2 separate regions of the Homo sapiens genome follow, and region 1 is linked to region 2. A link is a loop called in an ENCODE intact Hi-C map of the cell type or tissue named here. Cell type or tissue: sigmoid colon. All regions are shown on one strand. Each heading gives the region's core, and the rest is flanking DNA. Links, peaks and the distances in the headings are about the cores only. Region 1 overlaps CCKAR (cholecystokinin A receptor). Region 2 has its middle 71 kb from the start of LINC02357.

Region 1 (4,396 bases), core at 237-4,236, 340 kb after region 2:
AGGAACTGAGAAATGGCAGACAACCTGGCCTTACACTGATATGGGTAAGCATTGATCTATACTAGTTCTTCCCTTCAATGAAATGCTGCTTAAAATGAATAAAATATATAATAAAAACAACATCTTATGGATGTAGGTTACAAGAAAAAAATTATTAAAGAATGAATATTCACACTCTTCTCCTTTCCTTCATTAGCTCCCCAGAGGGAAGGTTCCTGCTTGCTGGGTAAGATTCCAGATTGCTTTTATGATGAGGAATCTGGATAAGAAGAAAAAATCCCATGAAAACCAAAGAAGCTAGAGAGACTCAGTTATCTGTGTAGTAGACAGCTGAGTTAGGGCATGGAGTGAGAAGGGAAAAGCTATGTCAACAAGGGTGTCAAGGTCAATTTTCATGGACAGTGGATTGTAATGAATGGAGAAGGAATGAGGCTTTGTGGCCACTGCAGGGTGAAAATAAAAAGGAGAGAGGATGAGGAGGAGACAACAAAAAGCCGGCTGTGGGTTAGGAATCAAATCCCCTCCAGTACCTTTGGAGAGACACAAAACAGGCTGGAATTACAAGTAGCTCTGGTTATGGAAAGGGGTCTGTTTGAATACAGCACTACAGAACAGCTGGCACAGAAAAGGCCTTGGCTTGTTATTGGGTTATATGTGGGTTACTTTATTCCACTCAGAATGCTTTTGAAAGGAATGATTTCCCCATTTTACAGATAAGAAAATGAAATACTGGGCCCGTGACTGTGCTTCTTGACACAGAATCTCATAAGAATACTTAAAAGCTTTTCCAACAAACTTTACGTACACTCTGGGTATATCTATTTAAATGATAGAAAACAAGCTTTTGTGCTCATTTGGCATAAACACACAGCTACAAGATAGTTACCTTTAGCAGACTTCTTCTGGCTAGCCTCAAATTTTATTCCCTGGTAGAGTTCCAAAGAGATTAATCCATATGCCACCATCATCACAATTCCAGGAATAAGAAAGAGGATGAGTAACAGGAATGTGTGCCTAATGAAATCAAAAGAAATCCAATAACCAGCAACTTTAGACCTTCAAACTCAAATGGGAAGGAATGAATAGGGTTTATGTTTATTTTTACTGGCCTGAGCAAACACATTAATTACTAGTATTTAATATCCTTGGCAACTTCATGTCTGGAGATTCAGTCATTATAAGTTGTTTACTTCTTTTCTTTTTTTAGATGAAGTCTCTGATGAAGGACTAGTTTAATTGGAAAAGTTTGGCGTAATTCTGTGCTTGAAAGAAGTCTATGTATGAAAAAGAATGTAAGCTTTAAAAAATAAGAGTATGTGAATAGCATTTCAATAAAGCTGTTTTAAAAACCCTTAAAAATTACTTACATACATCGAGGATTTCTATGTGCTACATATAGGCTAAGCATTTTACATACATCACTACATTTAACTCTCATAATAACCATTGAGGTAGGTGCTATTGTCTTAATACCTACAGCAGAGAGGAGGAAACTGAGACTTAAAGAGATTAAATAATTTGTCCAAAGTCACACAGCTGGTAGCAGAGGTGGAATTTGAACCCCCAAAATATGATTCCAGAACCTAGAAGCTATGCTTTTAAGCATCACGGTATACCATTTGCCAAACAACAGAGTAATCAAATGCTTAGGTGGGGACAATGGAAAACCTTCTGGGTCTTACAAAACATGCCATTCTGGCTGTTTCCAACCCATAAGCAGCTCAAACATTTACGTGGGCGTCCATTCTCCATGACCCTGTGAGGCTAGCATAGTGGCATCATCATTCTAGTGCCTGGTTGGGTAGAGCTATGCTTTTTCTAAACATCTTTGATTACTGAAGAATCACAGCCTCCTTCTTTATGAGTCTGGCCCCTAAATCACTTCTGCAGTCTGGCATGTGTGAGGTTACACGATTAGGCCATAAAATTGTCAGAGGCTCATGGTGGCTGGGCCATTTCTCACTTCAATTTGACATGTTTTGATAAGATTCCTTTTCAAGCCTTGGAAATATTCCTCTCATTTGCAACGTAATTCCTTTGTGTGTGTGCTACTTGGTTGAAATGAAAGGAGGAAAGCAAAAAAAGCAGAGATGATCTCAGTTTGGGGCTGTTACTCAATGTCTAGTTCCCTGCTTCTAAAACATCCCTGCAATTGGTAAATATAATACCCTGCAATTTGTGTAGCCTTTTTTATAATGACATTTTTATGAACATACTCTCCTTGGTATCTTACAGCCACCCAATGAGGTAGATTTTTAAAATATCCACATTGTTAACTCCTTATAGAGATAAGGAACCTGACGTTCAGAGAGCTTATGTGAATTTGCCTAAGGTGTGCAGTTAGTAAGCAAAGGAACCAGTATTAGAAACTTGCGTTTTTATTTCTGGTAAAATGCTCTGGGTAAGTACCGGAGCTGCTGCAGCTCTAAGAAAAACCATGTGGGATTTGGGACTCATTCCCTGCTCTGTCTTAATTCTTTAGAAAATCATTGCCAGCTGCAGTGGCTCATGCCTGTAATTCCAGCACTTTGGGAGGCCAAGGCGGGAGGATCACTTGAGCCTAAGAATTCAAGACCAGCCTAGGCAATATAGTGAGACCCAATCTCTATTTTAAAGTAAAGATTTTATTAAATAAAAGAAGGCCGGGCGCGGTGGCTCATGCCTGTAATCCCAGTACTTTGGGAGGTCGAGGCGGGTGGATAACCTGAGGTCAGGAGTTCGAAACCAGCCTGACCAACATGGAGAAACCCCACCTCTAATAAAAATGCAAAAAAATTAGCCGGGCATGGTGGTGCATGCCTGTAATCCCAGCTACTCAGGAGGCTGAGGCAGGAGAATTGCTTGAACCCGGGAGGTCGAGGTTGTGGTGAGCCGAGGTCACACCATTGCACTCCAGCCTGGGCAACAAGAGCAAAATTCCGTCTCAAAAAAAAAAAAAAAGAAAGAAAAAGAAAGAAAATCATAGCTCTACAATTAATCAGCCTAACCCTCCACTACAGCATTTAGAAGCATACTGCATAATGATTAAGCACAGAGCCTCTGCCTCTTCCTTAAGTTTGTGAATTGGGAAACTTAACCTTTCCAAGTCTCAGTTTCCTCAACAGCAAAACGGACACAATAATAATAATACCTATCTTAGAGTGTTTTCAGAGGATTGATTGAATGAATATATGCATGGCATTTAAAACAGAGCTCGCCAGCTAAGTGTTTGCTATCGTGATTATCCTAGAACGAGGCTAGAAAGACCTTCTCAAAACGTCTCCAGGAAACTGATCCCCCAACCACTCTGGGCAAGGCATCTCAGTTTTTCATGATATTGCAAAATTACATCAAGCTGTATTTTTAAAAATAAACAATGCAACCTTACCAGGACTGCTGCATAACATCATTTGGCAGTAGAAAGCGGCACATATTCGCGGTCTGGTTGTTATTTTTGGTAAAAGGCACCAAGTTGCTATAAATGGGGTACGGAGTCATGATGGTAAAGGAAAGGCACCAGGTAGCAGCAATCACCTTCAAAGCATGGGATTTTGTCTGCCAGACCCGGGACTGTAAGGGTTTGCAAATCGCACCATATCTCTCTAGAGATATGGCTACCAGATTAAAGGTAGATACACTCACAGAGGTGCCTGGGAAAGGAACAAAGAAGCCGGTTATGTTGACTCTGAAATCCAAAGTTTATTTGCACATTAGCTTGAATATATCTGATCTGCACAGGTTTGATATCAAAGGAAAACGCTTGGAAGGTAAAGAAATATTGTGTATGTATATTTTTAAAAGATGATTTATTCTCAGCTTTGTTCCAGAAAGGGTTTAAGGCAGTTAAAGAAATGGCTTTGTAAATATATCTCATTGCCAATTTTTAATAAGTTTATTGAGCTTTGATTATCACCTAACACCTGCTTAGGCTCAAGGTGCTCATTAATTAATAACCAAGGGGATGAAATTCATTCTTGCCCCCACAGAAGAGGTTTCTCTAAAATCTGAAGAAAAGCTGTAATTTTGAGTATCGTCTGCATAGTTAAAATGATTTTTAAAACCCGAGATTCTCAAGGGCTCTGTGACCCTGAAAGGTCACTGTGATGTGAGCCGGAGGCATGAAGGTTTTTTCTAAAAATTTTGAGTACATACTGTTCTTAATAGTGAAACAATCTATATTTCAAAATGCAGCTTGTTGAAAAAATAAGTAGTAAAAAAGACGAGGGAAAATGCCCCATACAGTAACTAAAGGTTTCTCTGGGTTGGGGACTAAAGTCTCTTGTCTTATTGTTTTTGTTTTTCTGTATTTTGTAGAATGAGCAAGCATCACCATTACAGTGAGGAAGATATTAAATGCACCTCATTTAAAATCATGTATTTCTTGGCTGGGTGCAGTGGCTGATGCCTGTAATACCAA
Region 2 (4,396 bases), core at 142-4,141:
GTTTCTGTACTTAATTTTTAAGAATTAAAGAAATTTTTAAGAAGACTCTATATTCTACAAAGATGCTCCTGTGTCCCACAGACCCACCTGGAGCCTCTGTTCTCTGGCTGTAGGTCATGAGAGGGGTGGGACAGAATGCTGAGAGCATACCCCTGATGATGGCTGCCTTAGAACCCAGCCCCACTACACCCAAATTTAGGAGCTGTGTCATCTTGCATACGTTCTCCAACCTCTCTGGGCCTCCAGTTCCCATTTAAAAAATTAGAGATAGTGGTGACTTCAGTGAACTCATATGGATAAAAGCACTTGGAACAGTACTACGTAAATGTCACACAGCATTTGCTAATACTGTTACCACAGCCTTGATTGGCATCCCCTAGGCTGCTGCATGCTGGGAAGAGGACACAGGGGCCTCCTTAATTGCCCAGTGACAGCCCAGGCTGTGGCACAAACCACAAATGTACTGAAGGCTTCATGTCTCTACTAGGATTCTTTTGGTTACAAGCAGCAGTAAACCTGCCCCAAACTGACATCAGCAAAAATAACATTTTATGAGCACACATAACTGAAGAGTACATGGCTTGGTTCAGATGCCCAAAGGATGAGGTCAGGATCTGGTGTCACTCTCCCCCAACTTGGCTCTCCTCCCTGCGTTGATTCTATTCTCAGACTGGATCTCCATTCGTGGTGACAAAATGGCTCCCGATGGGCAGGGGCTACATCCTTCCTCCCTGGCTCACAGTCAGTGACAAAAGAGCAAGACTACTGCCCTGGAAGCTCAAGCCAAAGCCGCCCCACCCCCCCACCCCCCAAATCACATTGCCTCTGATTGGCCTGACTTCATCCCAGGATGGTCACCAGCGTTTTGATTAATTAGGTCTGGGTCCAGCACCGCCCTAGTGTTTTGATTAGTTAGGTCTGGGCCAAGGACCGCTCCTGGAGGCAGAATTGGAGCCACAGGGAGAAGTGGATGCCCGAGCCCAATCTGGGACACTGACCCTTCCACAAATAAATAAATAAATAAATAAATAAATAAATAAAATATTTGCAATATTTGAGAATGGCAGAGGAGAATTCTAACATAGCAAGGAAAAGCTCTGCTTTCTTTTCCCTTAACATCTCTGAACAATTCATCTCCTCTTTCTGCTCCAAGAATGAGAGCCAGGCAGGTTGTTAAGATGGTTAAGAATCCACACTCTGGAATAAGACTGTCTGGGGTAGATCCTGGATTTGTGTGACCCAGGGCAACTCCCTTTACTATCTTGGGCCTCAGCCCCTTTGTCTATAAGACAAGGCCAATAATCCTACCTACTTTCTGGGCTGTGCTGAGAATTAAATGAAAGGATAAGTCCTCAGAGGGTGTGTCCAGCCCACAGTAAATAATCAATTTGCTCTTGCAGTTGTTATTCATGCGTGGATGTTCCTGCTCCAACTCTGGCCTCTCTAACCCAGCACTAGGCCTTGGGCTAAAAGCCTTCAGGAGAAAGAATGTAACGGCAGGCCAGGGACGAGCCCAGCACTCAGATACTTCCTACCCCACTCCTGCGGGTGGGAAGAAGCTCTAAGTGCAGGACCCAGGAAGGCCAGGCTGCAGCACAGGCCCCAGGGCAGGACCCAAGCCAGGCCCGGAACGCCCAGGAACACTTCCTACCCCCAAGTTAATAAGAAAACCACAGCATCTATTTTTTTTAACTGACACATAATTGCACATATTTATGGGATACAGAGTGACATTTCAATCTATGCATACAACGTATGAGGATCAGATCAGGATAATTAGCATTTCCATGCCCTCGAGCATTTGTCATTTCTTTGTGTTGGCAACATTCAAGTCTTCTTTTCTGGCTATTTGAAAATGTGCAACAAATTGCTGCTAACTATAGTTACCCTACAGAGCTATAGAATACTAGAGCTCATTTCTCCTGTCTAGCTGTAATTTTGCGTTCATTCACCAACCTCTCCTTATCCTCTCCTCCCCCTTTCCCTTCCCAGCCTCCAGTTCCTGCCATTCTACTCTACTTCTAGCAGAATCTCTTCTTGCCTTCAGAGCCCCTTCCCCCAAAAGAAGCAATCAAAAACACCATCCAAATAAGGCAAAAAGCTGTGCCGGAATTTGCATGCAGAGTGTTTATATAGATTAGAACATCTTTGTTGACTCGCAGCTTAAACCTCTGAGGCTTTGCAGTTCATCAAAGTTTAATGTTCTGTTTCACGATGTTCCTTGCCGTGGTTAAGTGGCTCCGTCAGCTCTTAGAAGGGAAACTTCCCCCTTCAGGGTACATTTCCCCTGCCCTGAGCCCAGGAGCCCCACTGCTAAGGGCATCTGTTCTGTTTGCTTTTGAGAAGTACAGATGTGAGTAGTCACCAACTTGAATCTTCTGTTCATCTGGCAGCTGGGCAGCTGGCTGATGTAACAGCTGCAGAACACGGAGTCTCCCAGAAGGGAGAAAAAGAGAAAAGAAAAAAGACACACATAGCCCAGGATGATATGCCACCACTCAGAGGCCTCCAGGAATTGGATCTAAAGAATCTCACTCCACATCATTCCAGCCAGAGTGGAGGCCAGTGGGATGCAGTTGAGCTCAATCCACATTTGTTGGGCCTTCACTGGGCAGCTGGTGAGAGGAAGGTGGCGGCTTAACAGGATCATTAGGAAATGGTACACTCTAGTTGGGAGTAGAAGGCTCTTGGATGGGGAAGAGCTGGCTCTATCGTGAAGGAATCTAAATTGCAAAGTGTTCACAGGTATCACACATGCCTTATCAGAGGACATGACCAAGGTCTTCATTTGTAGATGCTCAGATGTCACCTAAGTTAAGTGAACTGTTGGGGTCAACCTACAGACACTTCTTGTGTATCCAGTGAGTTTCCTGCACTGTGCAGGCACAGGAGAAAGAATAGGCATTCAAGAAGCATTTGTCTATTTTGAGTGTGTGTGTGTGTATGTGTGTGTGTGTGTGAGAGAGAGAGAGAGACAGAGTCTCGTTCTGTTGCCCAAGCTGGAGTGCAGTAGTGCAATCTCAGCTCACTGCAACCTCTGCCTTCCAGGTTCAAGGGATTCTCCTGCCTCAGCCTCCCAGGTAGCTGGGATTACAGGCAGGCACCACCATGCCCGGCTAATTTTTGTATATTTAGTAGAGATGGGGTTTCATCATGTTGGCCAGGCTGGTCTCAAACTCTTAACCTCAGGTGATCCACCTACCTTGGCCTCCCAAAGTGCTGGGATTATAGGCGTAGCATTTCACTATGTAATGACTACCTCAAACCTTACACTGAAATTAACTCATATTTCATAATAATATGATTAAATAAGGAGAAGCCAGCATAGATGCATGTTAATCCAAATTCAATCCCATCTGATTATCTCTCTGCTCCCTCAGTGGTCCAAGCCACCTTTGTCTCTCACCTGAGTTATGGCAGTCACTTCCTAACCAGTCCCCCTGTGCCATACACCTCATCCCTCTTTCAATTTATTCCCAACACAGCAGCCAAGGAAATCTTCTTAACAGGTAAGTTGTATCACGTCACTCCTGTGCTCAAAACCCTCATCTCGCAAAGCGTAAAAGCCAAAGTTCCTCCAATGAATGACTTCCAGGGCCCTGTGTTACTTGTAGTGGAGCCATCTTGGAAGTGGTTCTTCCAGCTCCAGTGGAGCCACTGCAGCCAGCATCATGTGGAAAAGAGATGGGTTTTTCTTTGCTGAGCCTACAGAAATTACAGAATCATGAGTGACTAAAAGATTGTTATTTTTGTAAGCCACTAAGTTTGAGGTGGTTTGTTACACAGCAATAAATAACCATTAAGCTTTCACATTAAGGCTGGACGTGGTGGCTTATGCCTGTAATTCCAGCACTTTGGGAGGCCAAGGCAGGTGGATGGCTTGAGCCCAGGAGTTCAAGGCCAGCCTGGACAACATGGCAAAACCCCGTCTCTACAAAAAAATAGGAAAATTAGCCGGGCATGGTGACACACACCTGTAGTCTCAGATACTCTGGGGGCTATGGCAGGAGGATCACTTGAGCTCTGGAGGAAGAAGTTGCAGTGAGCCAAGATGGTACCACTGCACTCCAGCCTGCGCATCAAAGCAAGACTCTATCTCAAAAAACAAACAAAAAACAGATTCACATTAAAAAATAGTTCATTGCTAAAAACAGTCAAAAGACATTATTGTAGAAAAATATCTAATGAAAAGATAAACTTTATATTATGTGTTAAATTTCAAAAGGCCACAAAACAGTGTATATAGAATAAAAATATTTTTTAGTGTACAAGATATCTATAAAGTTTTCATGCAATTTGAATTTTTAATAAAATCACTTCTATAATAGGTATAAACAAGTTGCAAAATGCAACTCAAGATTTAAATAAATTGTCAATGATTTATTTGTTTCAATTT

Evidence for each region. A loop is a pair of places that touch in the nucleus more often than their neighbours do. Peaks named below come from ENCODE experiments on the same cell type or tissue, not always from the same donor. Only the 100,000 strongest peaks of a DNase experiment are listed, where the experiment ranks them.
Region 1: a loop joins it to region 2, with 5 times the contacts of the local background. A loop is called at or near these places in 1 of 110 quality-filtered maps.

The regions. Positions count from the first base shown.
Region 1 is chr4:26,482,270-26,486,665 of GRCh38, forward strand. It overlaps CCKAR (cholecystokinin A receptor), which reads right to left. Exons shown (of 5, transcript NM_000730.3): 3 at 3,368-3,629; 4 at 887-1,014. Among named protein-coding and RNA genes, the nearest start is that of CCKAR, 6.0 kb to the right of the region's middle. In sigmoid colon, for the core only: no CTCF peak of the experiment used is centred there; a DNase peak (open chromatin) is centred at 1,902.
Region 2 is chr4:26,139,829-26,144,224 of GRCh38, forward strand. It overlaps a transcript of RBPJ not described here. Among named protein-coding and RNA genes, the nearest start is that of LINC02357, 71 kb to the left of the region's middle. RefSeq lists an enhancer at 1-256. In sigmoid colon, for the core only: no CTCF peak of the experiment used is centred there; DNase peaks (open chromatin) are centred at 433, 533, 1,571 and 2,313; H3K27ac peaks cover 2,341 bases.